Regions from separate parts of the Mus musculus genome. Here region 2 is linked to region 1. The links are chromatin contacts, found by Hi-C or POLR2A ChIA-PET in ENCODE. All regions are on one chromosome and are shown on one strand. Each heading gives the region's core, a stretch centred on a gene start or an enhancer-like site at or near the end of the contact. The rest is flanking DNA. Distances are from core to core; before and after follow the strand shown. Region 1 overlaps Arhgap17 (Rho GTPase activating protein 17). Region 2 holds the start of Arhgap17 (Rho GTPase activating protein 17).

Region 1 (7,729 bases), core at 3,352-5,851:
ACTGAAAAGGAAAAACTTTTAAAGGTGAAGTCTTGGGCCATAGTCAAATCCATCCCTGTGCTATCTATGGCTACTTCCAGTGGAGCTGAGCAACCGACCGTAGCACAGTGTAGGCTGCAAGCCTGGAACGTTTCTTCCTTGGTCTTTCCAGAAGAAAACTAGCCGAACCCTTCCTTATAGAGATAGGTGCTCATTTCAGTTCTGACTTGAGGTTTGTTTATGAAGAGAGACCAAACTGAAGATAGTCTACTGTCTCTGTGTGTGCCTGAGGGATGGGGAGGGGTGAGGAGACACGCATACTTTCTCATTGGTTCTGTCACCACTGACTATCCCTGAGATGTGCCTCTGCTTCAGGGCTGGATCGGCTCAGCCACCACCATTCAGTGTAGTTAGTAGGCACATCTTGAATATAATGCAAAATATTGAGAAAGAAAATGTAGTGGATACTCTCCTTATATACTAGTCCACAGAATGATGCTGAAAGGCTAGCTTTCGAGGTCTCTGCCGTGCCTGGTCAGAGCTGCTGATGTGGACCAGGTTGGCATGCACTTTCCATAAAGACCCTGTTAGTGAGTTCCTGGAGCTCTGATGATTGTTGGGGGTAGATCTTAGCTCTACCCCTAACAGTCGTTGGTAGTGGCAGTGCTAGGCCTGGCAGTATTCCAATAGACTTTATTTATAGACTGTGTTTGTTTATCCTAGCTTCATTTCTGAGACAGTGAGAAAACACCCTGAAAAAAGCATCTTGGTGGAGGAAAAGGTTTAGTTAGTTTGACATTCCAGATTATAGTCTGTCTTTGAGGAGAAGTTAAGCGGAGTTTAGCGGATGATCATTCCAAATGCACAGTCAGAGCAGGCAGAGACAGATGTCCCATGTCGTCTGCTCATTGCTGCCACTTTTGCTCTAGGCTTGTTTCTTCCTCGTATGTGGTCCAGGATCTCCTGCCTAGGGAATAGCACTGCCCACAACTGTCTGGGTTCTTCTGTATCAATCAACCAAAATAATCACCCACAGACACGCCACACATCAGCCTGATCACCCACAGACACGCCACACATCAGCCCGACCACCCACAGACACGCCACACGTCAGCCTGACCACCCACAGACACGCCACACGTCAGCCTGATCACCCACAGACACGCCACACATCAGCCTGACCACCCACAGACACGCCACACATCAGCCTGACCACCCACAGACACGCCACACGTCAGCCTGATCACCCACAGACACGCCACACGTCAGCCTGACCACCCACAGACACGCCACACGTCAGCCTGACCACCCACAGATACGCCACACGTCAGCCTGACCACCCACAGACACGCCACACGTCAGCCTGATCACCCACAGACACGCCACACATCAGCCTGATCCAGACAGTTCCTCAGCTGAGGCTTTCTCAGGTGATTTCAAGTTGTGGCAAGTTAAAGTTTTAACAGTGACCATCACAAACATACACATGTGCACACACATGCATATGTATGCATGCATGTATACACAAGTGCGAGCATGCACACACACCTGATCGCACGTGCTGACATTTGAATTTCAAGTGCTATAAAACATTATTCCTCTTTTAAAAAAAAAACTATTTAAAAATAATAAAAACTCTCTTCTCTGACTGGCTTTGGCTTGCAGATGTAGTTTGCTGAACCCTTGGATAAACAAGGAGAAGGCTGCAGGATGAAGTATGCTGGGTTTGAATCAGAGTCTCTGCCTCTGATAGGGTGGCCATAGGCAAGTTTCCTTCCACAGCCTTACTTTGCTCATCTGGTAGAAGCTCTTACCTCATGGAGTTGATGTAAGAATTGAGGGAGAGACCAGCTGAGACAGCTCTTCTGTGCCTAAGATACACCGGCTGTCTTAGCTGTGGTGTCTCCGCTCTCAGTAGGGCTCTTACAGGGCTCCTGCAGCCCTGGCAGAACGGTTTGTGATATGGGTGTTGATACCCTGGACCCGTCTTTAGTCATGGTCAAGTAGACTCCACAGGGAGGGGGGCTTGGGAAGCACTGCCTTAGTTTCATGTAGTGGCCTCAGTGTGTTTAAACAGGCAGGGGCACATACAGGTATTTACAAGGTAGGCCTGAGGGCTCTGACCTATGAGGATGCTCCTCAGGTATGTCTGCCTGTCAGACCTGTGTGGATGGCTGTCACATACACATGATTCTATATGTGTGTCAATGTATCACTGGGATCGGGTTCTTCAGCCTTGGCACTGTTCATATTTAGGGCCTGTGGCTGGCAAAAGGATACTTGCTGTCCCTACAGGTGTCCACACGGTAGTTTCCAGAACTTGTGCATGTATGACTTTGTAATGGCAGAGGGGAGCCAAGGCTCCACGTAGATAGAAGGAGCAGTGACACTGGGTTTTCAGGTAGCCATGGAAGGAGGGAGTCACTGAGCGTCCTGATAGGAAGCTGTGACTGGGAAGAAAAGCACAGGGTGTCCATTGCTGCTGTCCTGCACAGTACAGGAAAGGACCAAGGAATGCGGGTGGCTTCCAGGAGCTGGGGAAGGAAGGAAGTGGATTCTCCTCCAACTGTCCGGAAAAGAGCCTGGCAGTGCTGACCCTGAGTTTCTGCCCAGCGAGTGCTGCTTTGAACTTTCGACCTCTAGAATTGCAAGCTAATAATGCATTTGTATCCTCTAAGCCCTCAGTGTGTGGCAGGGTGTTCAGCAGCAGTGGGCGCTAATGCAGCTGGAAACTCAGCCCCTGGTCAGCACTGGTAAGGAGAAAACAGTGTGATGCGGTGAGTGGAGGTCGTCTTGCACTCCCAGCACAGCAAGTCCACACTAGATGTCCCTGGGAGGTTGGGGTGGTGGTAAGGGGACAGTCACCTCTGGTTGGGAATCACTAGTTTAGATTTCGAGTGAAGGATGTGTAAGTTGATAACAGTAGCTTCACCTGCAGTGTGGAGTGACAGGAGCGAGGGATGATTTCCCTCCTCTCTAATCTAGAAGTTAAACGTCTATAGTAATATAGGTGCACTTACTCTTTTGGTTTTCTGATACACGATCTTACTGAGGCCGAGGCTGGCAGTAAACTGATTGTTGTTAGCTGAGGATGACTTTGAACTCCTGACTTCCTGCCTCCCCAGTGAGCACGAGATATAGGCCGACACCACCATGCTCATTTCGTTCCTCCTCATTTTTAAACACATTCATTTTGAAAAGTACTGCCCTAGTTGTGTTAGTGGCCGTGGGTTTTGCTGGGGAAGGCAGTCCTCTGTGCCACAGCCGCTCTTCTGCCTGGTTACATTGGAATTGTTTTACTGCCTCTTTTGAAGTAAAAGTCAGGTTTTGGTGGCACCCGTCCGTCATACAGTGAGGATCTCCCCAGTCCCTGCTGCATGGCAGGTAAATTCTGCACTCGGTGCTCAGGAGGAGGGATGGCTGCTTGCTCTCAGATGCTAGAGTGCCTCAGTCTGGCCAGCAGTGGTCACTGACGGCAGCACACAGCTTACTATGATGGTGTGGATGGACTTCTGGGTCTCTAGTCTGACCAGGAAGCCCTGGGGGTCCCGTGGCAGATGTTCTAGGCACCTGTTTATGTAGTAGTGATCATCTTGGAGACTGCATGGGCATTTTCAACAGTGGCATTTGTTGTGCAGGTGCCACCATGACAGTAGCTTTGCTATAAGTCAGCCCACGAGTCAGTCCATGGGAGGATTGTCAAACCAGCTAGAGCTTTCCCTTTGAGGCTACTGTGCACTACAAAACTCTGCTTTTCTAAGTTGAATGATCCAGTTTGGAAGTACTAGGAGCTGGAGAGATGGATGACTCAGCGGTTAAAAACACTGGCTGTTCTTCCAGAGGTCCTGAGTTCAGCACCCGCATGGTGGCTCACAACCAGTTTGGAAATACTTATGTTTTCTCCTTGCTCAGTAAGTAGGCTGAATGAAAGATAAGCGGATGGCTGAATGTCCCCAGACCTCGTCCAGGGACAGGGAAGCCACAGTGAAGGGAGTGAAGGGAGCCACAGTGCTGCTCTGAGGACTTGAGAGTTCCAGGGAGACATCTTAGGGCTTTAGAAAAACTACAAGAAAAATCCTACCTGGGGAGGTGGTGGGAGGTTGGGGTGGGATAGGGCTAAGCAGATTAGAACACTTGATGAACAAGCTTGAGCTTGGTTTCAATCCCTAGCACCCACGTAAGTATGTAACTCCTGCAACGGGGCACAGAGACCTACAGATTCCTGGAGTTTAACTGCCAGCCACCCCAACCAAAGCAGTGACCTCTAGGTTGAGTAAGAGACCCAATCTCAGAGTGATAGAGGACACCTACCTGACGGCCTTTCTGACTTCCATATATGTATGTGTACGTGTGTGTGCACACATGCCTGCCTCTTTGTCTCTCTCTTCTCTTGCTTCCATATACATATATGTGTGCACAAATGCATATCTCTCTCTGTCTCTCTCAAATAAATAAATAAATGATAGCAAATATTCTGTGTGGAGTAAGCCATATGTAAATGCTTTGAGGGACTGCAAAGTGGCCTGCATAGGAAACAACAAGCCCCAGAGTGACATGGCAAGTGGGCAGGTCCTTCCTGATGCTATTGTTCTCCTAATTAGGCACAGGAAACTTTGAAGTGTACTTTGAAGCACAGAACTTTGGACACAAAGAGACTCTAAGGGTACAGAGTTGAAGTCTGTAGCAAGATGTCTGGCTCGAAACTCTTGCTTAGCAAATGTTTTACAAGGGGCTTGTTTTCTACCATTGTCTTTTATTCCCACCTTTAGGTATCTTCATTCAATCCATTGTCCTAATCTTTGTTCTAACAAGTTAAAACTGGAGACAGCCAGTCAGTTAACAGTCTACATTCACCTTGTGGAAAGCACTGTAGTCAATGACATACTACAGCTTAGGAATTCAGCAAGCTTTTCTACTGGGTTTCCTTCCTTACAGAGTGTGCACCTCGGCCAGTATTCTGAAGAACTGCCAGCCTTTCCTTGGTAGGAATTTTACACCTCTGGTAAAGATGAGTACTTTAAAAATAGTTACTAAAAATAGAAAAGAGACTGTTAGGAAATAGGAAGGAGCCATGAAGAGGGTGAGAGGCTCTATCTTGGGGTAGTATAAATAAAGTTTAAGTGTCTTACACACACGTGTGATGTTAGCAATATACACAAATGAGCAGCAGTTGAGCTTAAAAAGTGGTGAACCATCATAGTGAAGAGGGCAGGCTGGGTCACTGGAACTGTATCTGGTGGTGAGGACAGTAGTGATTCTCCACACAGCCAGCAGAGACTCTGTAGAAAGAGCTATCCACTTCCCAATTACAATTCATAATCGGAATTTAGCAGTTTAAAACAATGTTTCCTAGTTTATAGGTAATTTTTAATAATTTCAGTATCCCCAGTATCTGATTAAGATCCACAGTGATTTGTTTTCTAAAAGCAGTTATATGAATGTAATAAGAAATATCCACAAAGGCAATACAGGCAGAATCCTTTTTTTTTTTTAATTTATTTATTTTTGGTTTTTCGAGACAGGGTTTCTCTGTGTAGCTCTGGCTGTCCTGGAACTCATTCTGTAGACTAGGCTGGCCTCGAACTGAGAAATCCACCTGCCTCTGCCTCCCAAGTGCTGGGATTAAAGGCGTGCACCACCACTGCCCAGCCTGCAGATTCATTTTTAAACAGTATTCTGTTAACAGTTTAATGTAATGTGGTCATTATATTTCATGGCTTCCAGTACCTTTACAGAGCAGATGTCTCTTAATTCAGTCATTCGTTTTAAATTTATTTTTATTTTATGTGTGTGAGTGTTTTTGCATATATGTCTATCTGTGTATCATGTGCATGCCTGGTACCTGAGAAGGTCAGAAAAGGGCATTGGATCCCTTGGAACTGGAGTTTTAGGTGTTATGGGGGAATTGAACCCAGACCTCTGTCCTTAACCTCTGAGCCATCTCCACAGTCCCACCTCTAAATTTGAAGCAAATGATTAATTTAAAGCAAAAGTTAATTTGGGAAAGGATACTAATATTTTAGATTTCCTTTCTGTTTTGGATACTTTGAGAGTTTAAGTATTTTGATACTCTTCTAGCTTTTGAAGAGATTAATAGTTATACCATTTGCCTTAAGTAACAGGTAATTCTAACAATATAAGGCTCATGGTGTAAAAATGTAAGTAACAGGCTGTTTTTACACTGTTGGGTGGGTGGGCTGTGAGATGGCTCAGTCTTTAAAGCACTTGCCATGCAAGCAAGCATGAGGTCCTGAGTTTGATTTCCCCGTATGGAAAAAGCCGGTGCTGTGGAGGTGGGGGTGGCAGGCCAGCCAGTCTGGCAGAATTGGATAGCTCCCATCCCAGAAAATAAGGTGGAGGTTAAAGAGCACACCTGACCTCTACCTCTGCCCCCTCACACACAATTTGGGTGAGGGTTACAGTTTATTGATAAATTGTTTGTCTAATTGCAAAACCCTGAATCTGATCCATAACACAACACACACAGAGACACACATACACAGACAGGATAGACAGACAGACAGACAGACAGACAGACAGTCTGTCTACACGTACTGTATATGTGTAGTTATAGTATGTTCCCTAGTAGCAGCTAGTAAGGAATTATAGCTATTTTTTTCTGATAGCTACTAAATATCTATGTTTGTAAACAATATGTATAAGCTGTTATTCTTTGACTTGTAGAACTTCTCCCTACTTCTATTCCACCATTCTTCCAATACAGTCATGGTACAATTTTTGGCTGTATTACTATTTGATATCTAAGTTATTAAAACTACTTATTTGCAGCTCAGTATAGAAGTGTGTTATGACTGTCTATGGACCTTTAGTTTTTAGGTTTTTTTTTTTTTTTTAGGTTACTACTTGCTTTGAGTTTATATTTGCTTAATTTTACTGTGGTTATTATATTACTGTGTTTACAAACTTACAAAAGGCCAGTATGATAGTATACCTCTATAGTTCCGTGCTTACGAGATAGAAGCAGAAGAACCAAAAATTCAGAATCATACTTAACTGCATAATAAGGCCAGCCTGGGCTACATGAGATTCTGTCTCAAAACAAAACAATGTAAACAACCAGAGATTTAAAAGGCAATAATCTGAACTGTTTGTGGTGGTTGCATTATATTTGTTTTCCTGGTTTTCTCCTTTCAGTCCTAGGAGCCGATTTTAGGCCTCACACGTGCCGTGTTTTATTTCTGAGCTATATCCAGCCCTAATATTCTACCTCAAGGCACCCATAGGGGGTCAGTGAACAGGAATTGGGAAGAACTGCACACAGTCAGTTCTCCTGGACCAGCTAAAGCATCCCTTGGAGCTGCCTCTCATGCCCACAGTGGAACTGTAGGACAAGTTCCCTCTGCTTGTAGTGTGTTAAGTTTTCTCTGTCTTAAGCTGACAGGTTTGTTCTTCACCTTTGTTCTCTTCCTTTTAGGTTTATGAGAATGTTTAATAGGCCTTGGGACTAAGCAGCTTCAGAGTTGAAGTAGGTACAGACAGAAGCTTATGAGGCCCTGTGCTGATTTCTGGGCCCTGATTAGACAGGAAAAAGAAAAGGTTATACAATCCAGGATGGAGAGAGGCTTGTGGCTCTCCATGAGAGGCATGGAGGGCTCTGGGTGCCTTAATGTGTTTGTGAGTCCCTCAAGAGTAACTCCAGGCTTCCTTCTGGAGTGTGAGTTTCATCTCCTGGTCAGTGGGCCCCCGCCACACTTCCCTGGCTGACATGATTACCAGTGTTGGCACGTCA
Region 2 (7,729 bases), core at 3,656-6,155, 33 kb before region 1:
CTACTCCAAAAGGGCCACACTTTCTAATAGTGCCACTCACTGGACTGAGCATATACAAACCATAACATTCCATTCCCTGGCCCCCATAGGCTTGTTCAAACATATGAATCTATGGGGGCCATACCTAAACATAGCATAATGCAAAATACATTTTGTCCAACTTTCAAAGTCCCCATAGTCTATAGTAGTTTCAACAACATTAAAAGTCCAAAGTTCTAAGTCTCTTCTGAGATTCAACCAATAAATTAACAGTAATTCCCAAAGCAAGATAGGGAACCAGCTGGGCAAACTCCATACTCTGCATCTCCGTGGCTGATGTCAAAGCAGTGTTCAGATCTCTAACTCCTTTTTCACCTGTGTTGCCTGCTTTCTCCTGGGCTGGTTCCACTCCTTGTTTGCAGCAAGGAGTGTTGTTGCTTTCCTCAACAGATATCCCCCTGCTCCGGCATCTTTAATATCTTGGGGGCTCCAAGTCAACTTCATAGTTCTTGTTCCAATGTCTGGGATCCATACATGATCTTCTGGGCTCCTCCAAAGGGCTGCCATCACTTTTCCAGCTCTGCCCTAAACACAGTTTGACCCACTCTACTGCTGCTGCTGTTCTTGGTGATCATCCCATGGTACTGGCTTCTACAATATTGGGGTCTTCCACTACAACTAGTCTTCACCAATAACCTCTCATAGGCTCTCTTCATGGTGCCAAGCCTCAACTCCTTTGCATGACCCCTTCAATCCAGGGCCATAAGCTGCAACTGAAGCTGCACTTTCACCAATGGCCTTCCATAGCCTCTCACAGTGCCGAGCCTCAGCTGTTCTTCATAACCCCTTCATGCTTTCGAAACCAGTGCCACCTGAGTGATTCTTACACATTACCAAGTCCAGCTGCAGCATAAGGTACAACCTTGGTTGGCTATCTCTGGAATACAGCTCCTTTGTGCTCTCAGAAAACACTACCCAGAAGATTTCACCTCAGTGATGTTGGTCTCTTCTTTGTCACCACTAATTTCTTAGCTTCAGCTAACCAGCATCAATTGTTCCAGTAGTCTCCTCCTCTGGACAATCAAGTAAGAGACTCAGGACTGAAGCTGCTGAGTTCTCCTGCTTGCAGGAGCTGGAACATGGCCTCCTCATTCTACTACAATCACTGCACTTGGTGGTTCTTAAATGGCAAGTTTGTTGCTCACAGTTTTAGAGCCTGGGAAGTTCCTGCTCCTGTTTGGTGTCTGATGAGCTAAGTTCTTGCTGCTCAGGCTGTGCTCAATCAGAGACACATTCTCTTCATTTGCAAGTGGAGTGTCCTACTTGAACAATCAAATGATTGTTCTTTTCTTCCTTTTACGTTAGTTTCTATATCCAGATACTGGACATTTTCTACTTGAAAAACATCAGAATGTGTTTGAGTCTTGTCTTTTTTTTTATGTAGCTGAATTTTGATCTGTTCTACTTTGTTTTGTGAATTTTTTTTTTTTGAGAAAGGGTCTCATATAGTTCAGGCTGCTTTCTAATTCTGTATATAGCCAAGAGTAACTCTGAATTCACAACCCTTCTCTTTCTACCTTCCAATTGTTGGATCTGTATTACTATAGCCAATTTGTACAGTGCTGAGGATTGAGCCCAGAGCCCCAGGGATACTTGGCAAGCACTCTACCAACTGAGCTGCTTCTTGAATTTTCCCTGAAAAGAATTGGGAATAGGGAAGGTAGTTGTTTGCCTGTGTTGGTTTTTTAAATTAACCCCTGCCCGTCTCTTAAAAACTGAAGCAGGGACATCTTACACTGCTTTTTAGGTTCAGGAGTTTTCACTGATGTTGCTCTTTCTCCTTAAGCAGGTCTTTCTAACATGTGGCTGAGACTCAGTGGTTTGACACGTTAGACACACTATGTTGACACATAGTTCTGTGACAACATGTAGCATTTTAGGGTTAGCCACAGGCTTACCCTGCTCTGTTGTTCCCCAAGGTGTTCCATCTTTTCCAGGAAGTTCATCTGTGGATTCGAGGAATCTTTTCTCATCCTATGCTATAAGTGTTCTTGTTTTCTTTGGTGTATGCATTGAATTCCTTTGGAAACTCTGAACTTCCCTTAGGCTTTTCAGATTTCCCTTCTTCTTCCACGGAATCACTTTGGTCTACTGCACAAGCCTGTACTTTCAAAGGTCTACATCTAAGACTTTGTTTCTTTTGAATGGAAACAGAGACACATTCTTCCTATGTCAAACTCTATGTTACTTTCTATAGGGAATAATTTACTTAAATCTTTAACTGCATCTTCAAGTTCTTCAATTTTGGGGCTTGACTCTTCTTTTTGTTTGTAGGTAGGCCAGTTTTAAAAAATTAAGTGTGTGTGTGTGTGTGTGTGTATGTATGTGGTGGGTGTGGATGTGTGTGATGAGAGTAGGTTAGAGAATAACTTGCTGCAGTCAGGTCTCTGCTTCTACCATGCGAGTCCCAGGGATGGAAGTCAGTTTGTGAAGTTTGGCAGCTAGAACCCATCTTGCGCTCTAGACTGGTGTTTAGCATGGTCTGAGGTTTAGAGATTGGTGACTTTAATTCCTGAGCCACTTGGCTGAAACATGATTTCTAACTCTTCTGTCTTTGGTTCAGTGTCACTGAGGTTTTCTGGATGCCAGTGGTTGACAATTGAACTTGATGGTTGACAGTTCCCTGGCTTCTGTCCTGTTTAAGTTCTTTATGGTGGTAGACGCCACTTTCCACCTACTAGCTCTTCCTTCTACCCGGCAAGTCTGAGCAACACTCCATAAGGATCAGCTCCACACTCACGTCTTAAAACTTTGACTTGTCCATGTTGTGACCGAATTGACATTAAAATCCACGCCATCCACTTGGTAAGCTAGCGCATGACTGGTACAGGAACTGAATGAAGTCTGTACAGTGTTCCCTGATAGGATGACAACATCTGTTCTGCATTGTTCTTTTACTGCTTTCTGTAGCCCAGGCTGACCTGGAATTTGTGATCCTTCTGTGTCAGCCTCCTGAGTAGCTGGGTTTTCAGGCCTATGTCGCCACTGTCTAGTTTCATGGTAGCATCTGAATGTAGTGACTCAATGGCTGACTCAGGTTTGGCAAATGGTCTTGAAGTCCTGTCTGTCTTGCTTTAATAAATCTTGTTGGACGGGGTGCCACAAGCCTGTAATTCTAGCATTTGGCCGGTGGAGGCAGGAGGATCAGTAATTTAAGGCCATTCTCAGCTATGAGACTCCTCAAAAACAAAACAAAACAAAACAAAACAAAAACCCAAACCAAAACAAAGCCTTATTTCAACACTTCCTGTTGTAATTAATGTTGGTGACTTGCAGTTTGCTGCCTGACTTGAGGGTCCACACTTGTGTTGTAATCGCTACAGATTTTTAATTTTCTTGTTCTTTGAGCTCAAGATGCATCCTGCATTAGTTATTTTGCTCTCTGTTTTAAGAAAATGCAGGACAAGAAGCAATGTGAGGGAGGAAGGATTTAAACCAGCTTCCAGTTCTAGGAAGGGATGTTTACCATGATGGGGAAGGCACTGCAATAGACAGTTTTTTGAGGCAGCTCGCAGGAAGACCACACTGCCTCCACGTTCAGAAAGCAGAAGGAGACGAAAGCTCCTAACTCAGCTAGTTTTCTGCGGTCTGGGGCCACAGATGATGGAATGCTGTGGCCCACATTTAGAGTGGATCTTCCCACGTCAATTAACCTGATGTAGAAACTTCTTCACAGACACACACAGAGATTTGTTTCCAAGGTGATTCTAGATTCTGTCACGTTGACACTTTAAACCATCGCACAGCCTGTAAAGGATGCCTTAGCCCACGGGGCACAGGGAATGTTGTGTGGAGCCAAGGCTGCCAAGTCAGGAGGACATGGCTGCGGGTCATAAAACTAACTTGGCTCAGTTGGACGAAAGGGCTCAGCAATGCGAAATGATCCCACCAAGTTCCCCAGCCTGTTACTGTAGGGCTGGGAATCAGAACCTCGCGGTCATTTATGGCAGCGGGGACTCAGAGGCCCATCAGTGCAGGGGCCTAGGGAAGGCCAGTCTCCTTTGGCTGGGGAGTCTGGGGGTCCTCATCTGATTGACCCTACTCTTTTGGCCTTTCCCATGGACCAGTTCAAGTACTGAGGGCGCGGAGCTGGTTCACCCTATAGATCTGCTTCAGCTCACTCCTGCTAGGTTAGGATAAACCCTGGTCTGACCCGCCGCTATAGGTTAGGTCCACTCGCTCAGCTTAACCTCAGCTCGTTTCAGTTCGCCTTCACTTGACCGGGCATCACTCGTCTAGGACTACTATTCCGCTCGGCTTGGCCGGACTCTTCTCCCCCCAAACCCCTTCCCGGGCTGGCCTGACTCCGGGTCCGACTGGACAAGACCCCATCCCTGTGTTCCGCCTTGCCGGACCGGACCAGGATCTGCGAGGCTCACTTGCGTTCTAGTTGTCACCACTAGAGTAGGTAGCTAAGTTTGGCTCTGCTCGGCCCATCCTGCCCAGCTCTAATTCAGAACCGCTGTGTCCAGGTGCCGGGCTGGGGTAGTCTCCGCTCTTCTTAGCAGAGCCACTCTCGTCCGTCTCCGATTGGCTCAACTCCATTCCTCTCCGCTCACCGATTGGTTCGGCTCCACTCAAGTTCGCCCAGCTCTGCTCCGTCCAGCTACGCCTGACTTCTCCGGTTTCGGCCGGACCAAGCTCGGCTCCACCTATCTAGTTTCGACCCTGTTCGGCTCGGCTCTACCCACCTCGGCGCGGCCTCATTGGTCCCCGCCCTGAACCACTTAACTCCGCCCATGTTGGGTCCGTCCGCACCTGTTCCACCTCTCTGGTTTCGGCCTCTTTCGGCTAGGCTCGGCCCAACTCGTGGTAGGGGCGGGCGGCGACGCTGGAAGTGACGCGGCGAGGGGCGGGGCCGAATTGTAGCCTCCGTCACCGCCTCCGGGGCCGGGAAGCGATGTAGGTAGGACCCGCCAGACGGTCCCCAGTTCTCCTCCGCCCGCCTGCCGCGCCGCCACCGCCGCCGCCGCCATGAAGAAGCAATTCAACCGCATGAAGCAGCTGGCCAATCAGACTGTCGGCAGGCGAGTGCGCGGGTCGCGCCGGCGGGGGGCGCGCGGGGGGCGGGCCGGTCCTGCGCGCGAGGAGCCGGGGAGCGGGGAGAGCCGGGCGCGGCCCGGCCTTGGGCCCCGCGGGGCGGGGGTCTGCGCCTAGCTACGGCTTGGGCGCTGCCCATTGTCCTGGCCGGAGGAGCATCGTCCTCGGGAGACTCACGAGGGTCTTTACTCCTCCCTGTCCCCGCCAGCCGGAGCTCGCCGCCTGGTGCGAAAACTCCGTAAACTTGTGTGCCTCTCGCAGTGCCAGGCGCGCAGCTTTGGGGCCGGTGTTCTCAGGCTCTCCCCGCTGATCCGCTGTTGCAGCCTTCCTCCTAGAAGAGCTTGCTGGTCACTGGGAACCTAAGGGGTGTTAGGCTACTGTGGCTTGCCCAGTTAAGTTCAGCCCCCCTCCCCTCTGTGAAGGAATCGAGAACTGCAGTCTCAAAATCCAGGCTTTTGGGAGTTTGCTGTGAGTTCTTGAGGTCTAGAGGTTTGGAAAGCGAAAAGGATGCCTTTTCTCATCTCACCTTGGATGTGGTATTTTCTGACACTGAGTGAGTGCTTGACAAGAAACTGATTTTTTTTTTTTTTAATGAAAGAATACAGGAGGGACAGTAGATGAGTAGGCTGTAGAACAGGAACGATTTGCGGTTTTTAGAGCTTTCAGGAGGCTGTTGTCATGTGCTGTGCTATCTGGAACAAATATTTCAAGGTCTTGCAGGGCGGATAGCTTTGCCGAACCAATTTGCTGGTTATTCTGCACGAAGATAGATGGGTTTTTCACAGCTCTTGCTGTTACCCTCCTCCCTTAGCAGTTAAGGACAGTTTGGTTTGGTTGAAGCACGTGAGACACTTCTTTTTTTATGTGTACGAAAATACTTTTACTTCCTCTTGGGTTTTCTAAATTTGCTTTTTACAATGTTTCATTTCCCCCAACCTTTTGCTAAGTTTTGTTATTGAATTTCTAAAAAGAAAAATAGAAGGGAAGAAAAATCCCTCCATCATGTAATCTTGGTATCCTCTATCCAGACTCAGTCCCTGCCCCTTAAACCCACACATGCCTAGTTTTTTGTTGCGTGTAGAGTTAGAGAAAGACTAGGGTCAAGGCGAGTAATCCTAATGGCATGAACAAGAAATATGATGAGAAGTGATAATTTTCTTGTGAGTCTTGTACTCCTTGCAGATATGCATGGCAGAATCAAAACTTAGTGGCTGCCACAATGCCTTTGTTAGATTTGTTATTGATTAGGTTTCGTCCTGTGTGGGACAAGGGAAAGTTGCTGGTTTTATGCAAAGTCTTGAGAGCTTTCTGCCTTGAAAGCTGGTTAGGGTTTTGTGGGCCCCTGCTTCTCCTTAGTCTCTCTTCCTAGTTTTACATTCTGGCCAGACTTGCCCACTTTCAGTTCCCACAGGAGGCCTATGTTTCTTATATGTTAACCTCTTCCTGGAATTCCCATAAGCCTCTCTTACCACACCTGGCCGATAGATAACCTTTCATGCTCTTCACTTCTCTCAGTCTCCATGTCCTTAGAAGATCCTTGATGTCTTGGATGGGCACCGTCTTGAGGCCATGCGCTACCTGCTTTCTATCTTCAAACGTCCTCTTTACCTGCTCGTGTTGGCTATTTGAGCACCGGGAGAGTCTTTCCTATGAGTCTTGGATTCCCAGGGTCTGTGTGTGACTCCCATCCCAGGACAGATGACCTGTCAAAATTGTCAATTCTGGGACTCCAGCTTGTCCTGCATTGCCTGGTGCTGCGGAATTAAGTTTGGGAAAATATGAACAGGATGGAGTGGTAGTGATTCATACTGGGACAGTAATTCTGGCCCTGACCTTTGACTCTGTTTGAAAGTCTTTATTGCTGGATGCCAGGGGAAGCTGCAGCTATTACAGAGCTGTAAGGGTGTGGTAGCCATGAGACTAAAGTCAGAACATCTGTTTTTACTGGGTTGAAAATCTGTTGCTCTCTTGTCGTTGATTTCCTAGATAACTCCCCCCCCCCCCCCCGTGTGTATGTGTGTGTGCGCGCGCACACGAGCTCAAGTTTTCCCTATTTAAGTAACCCTAAGGGGGTAGGAAGAAAAATGGAGGCTAGAACTGAGAATTATTATTCAGTGAGCCAGATGGTTGGTACACTCCCATCAGAAGCAGATCGTGGGTGTCTTTGGGCAAAGAAGAATGCTTTTCTAGCACAGATTTCTCCCAGCTGTGATCTGGATAGAGGAGGAGTTTATCTGTGTAATCGACTACAGTTATCAGTTTGTGGAGTTCTAGGTGCTATCTTGCCGTGAGGAATTTCGCTAGGATGGAATGCTCGTGAGTAATTCCCCCGAGAAGTTTCATGGGCCTGGCATGGTTGAGGATTAGTAATGCCTAGAAAGGATGAGCTAACATGATGCACTTTGTGTGCAGAGGGTGGATGGATGAGTCTGTGGGCAAGGCTTATGGGGTGGTCTCACAGTGTGGGCAATGTAGTGGGGTGGATGTTTTTGTCACCTGCTCTTTGTTGAGTCTCATATTCAGTGAGCACTGAGTGAGGCTACACTGTACACCACTGTGCGATATTAAAGAATCAAAGACCAAGAATACAAACGAGATCTCTGCCCTGGAGCTTCCCAGTAGATACATGGAGGAGATGGGCAAACCCCAA

What was found. A loop is a pair of places that touch in the nucleus more often than their neighbours do. ChIA-PET counts read pairs that join two places held with the same protein, here RNA polymerase II (POLR2A).
Region 2: a map of heart shows a loop between it and region 1 (2.8-fold over the local background). The contact joins the promoter of Arhgap17 here to the enhancer-like site in region 1. A Hi-C loop is called at or near these places in 18 of 37 maps with a recorded cell type or tissue (T-helper 1 cell, T-helper 17 cell, adrenal gland and 5 more). POLR2A ChIA-PET finds 5 or more read pairs at or near these places in 5 of 5 experiments (Patski and embryonic stem cell).

Annotation. Positions count from the first base shown.
Region 1 is chr7:123,333,408-123,341,136 of GRCm38, reverse strand. All of the region lies in intron 1 of Arhgap17 (Rho GTPase activating protein 17), which reads left to right. Among named protein-coding and RNA genes, the nearest start is that of Arhgap17, 33 kb to the left of the region's middle. Within about 2 kb of position 4,601, at least 1 of the 3 ENCODE cell types and tissues checked has a DNase peak (open chromatin) inside an H3K27ac peak, as active enhancers do; it is heart, where a contact is called at or near this core.
Region 2 is chr7:123,367,091-123,374,819 of GRCm38, reverse strand. Arhgap17 (Rho GTPase activating protein 17) reads left to right here and starts at 4,905. Exons shown (of 20, transcript NM_144529.2): 1 at 4,905-5,066. The coding sequence starts at 5,014.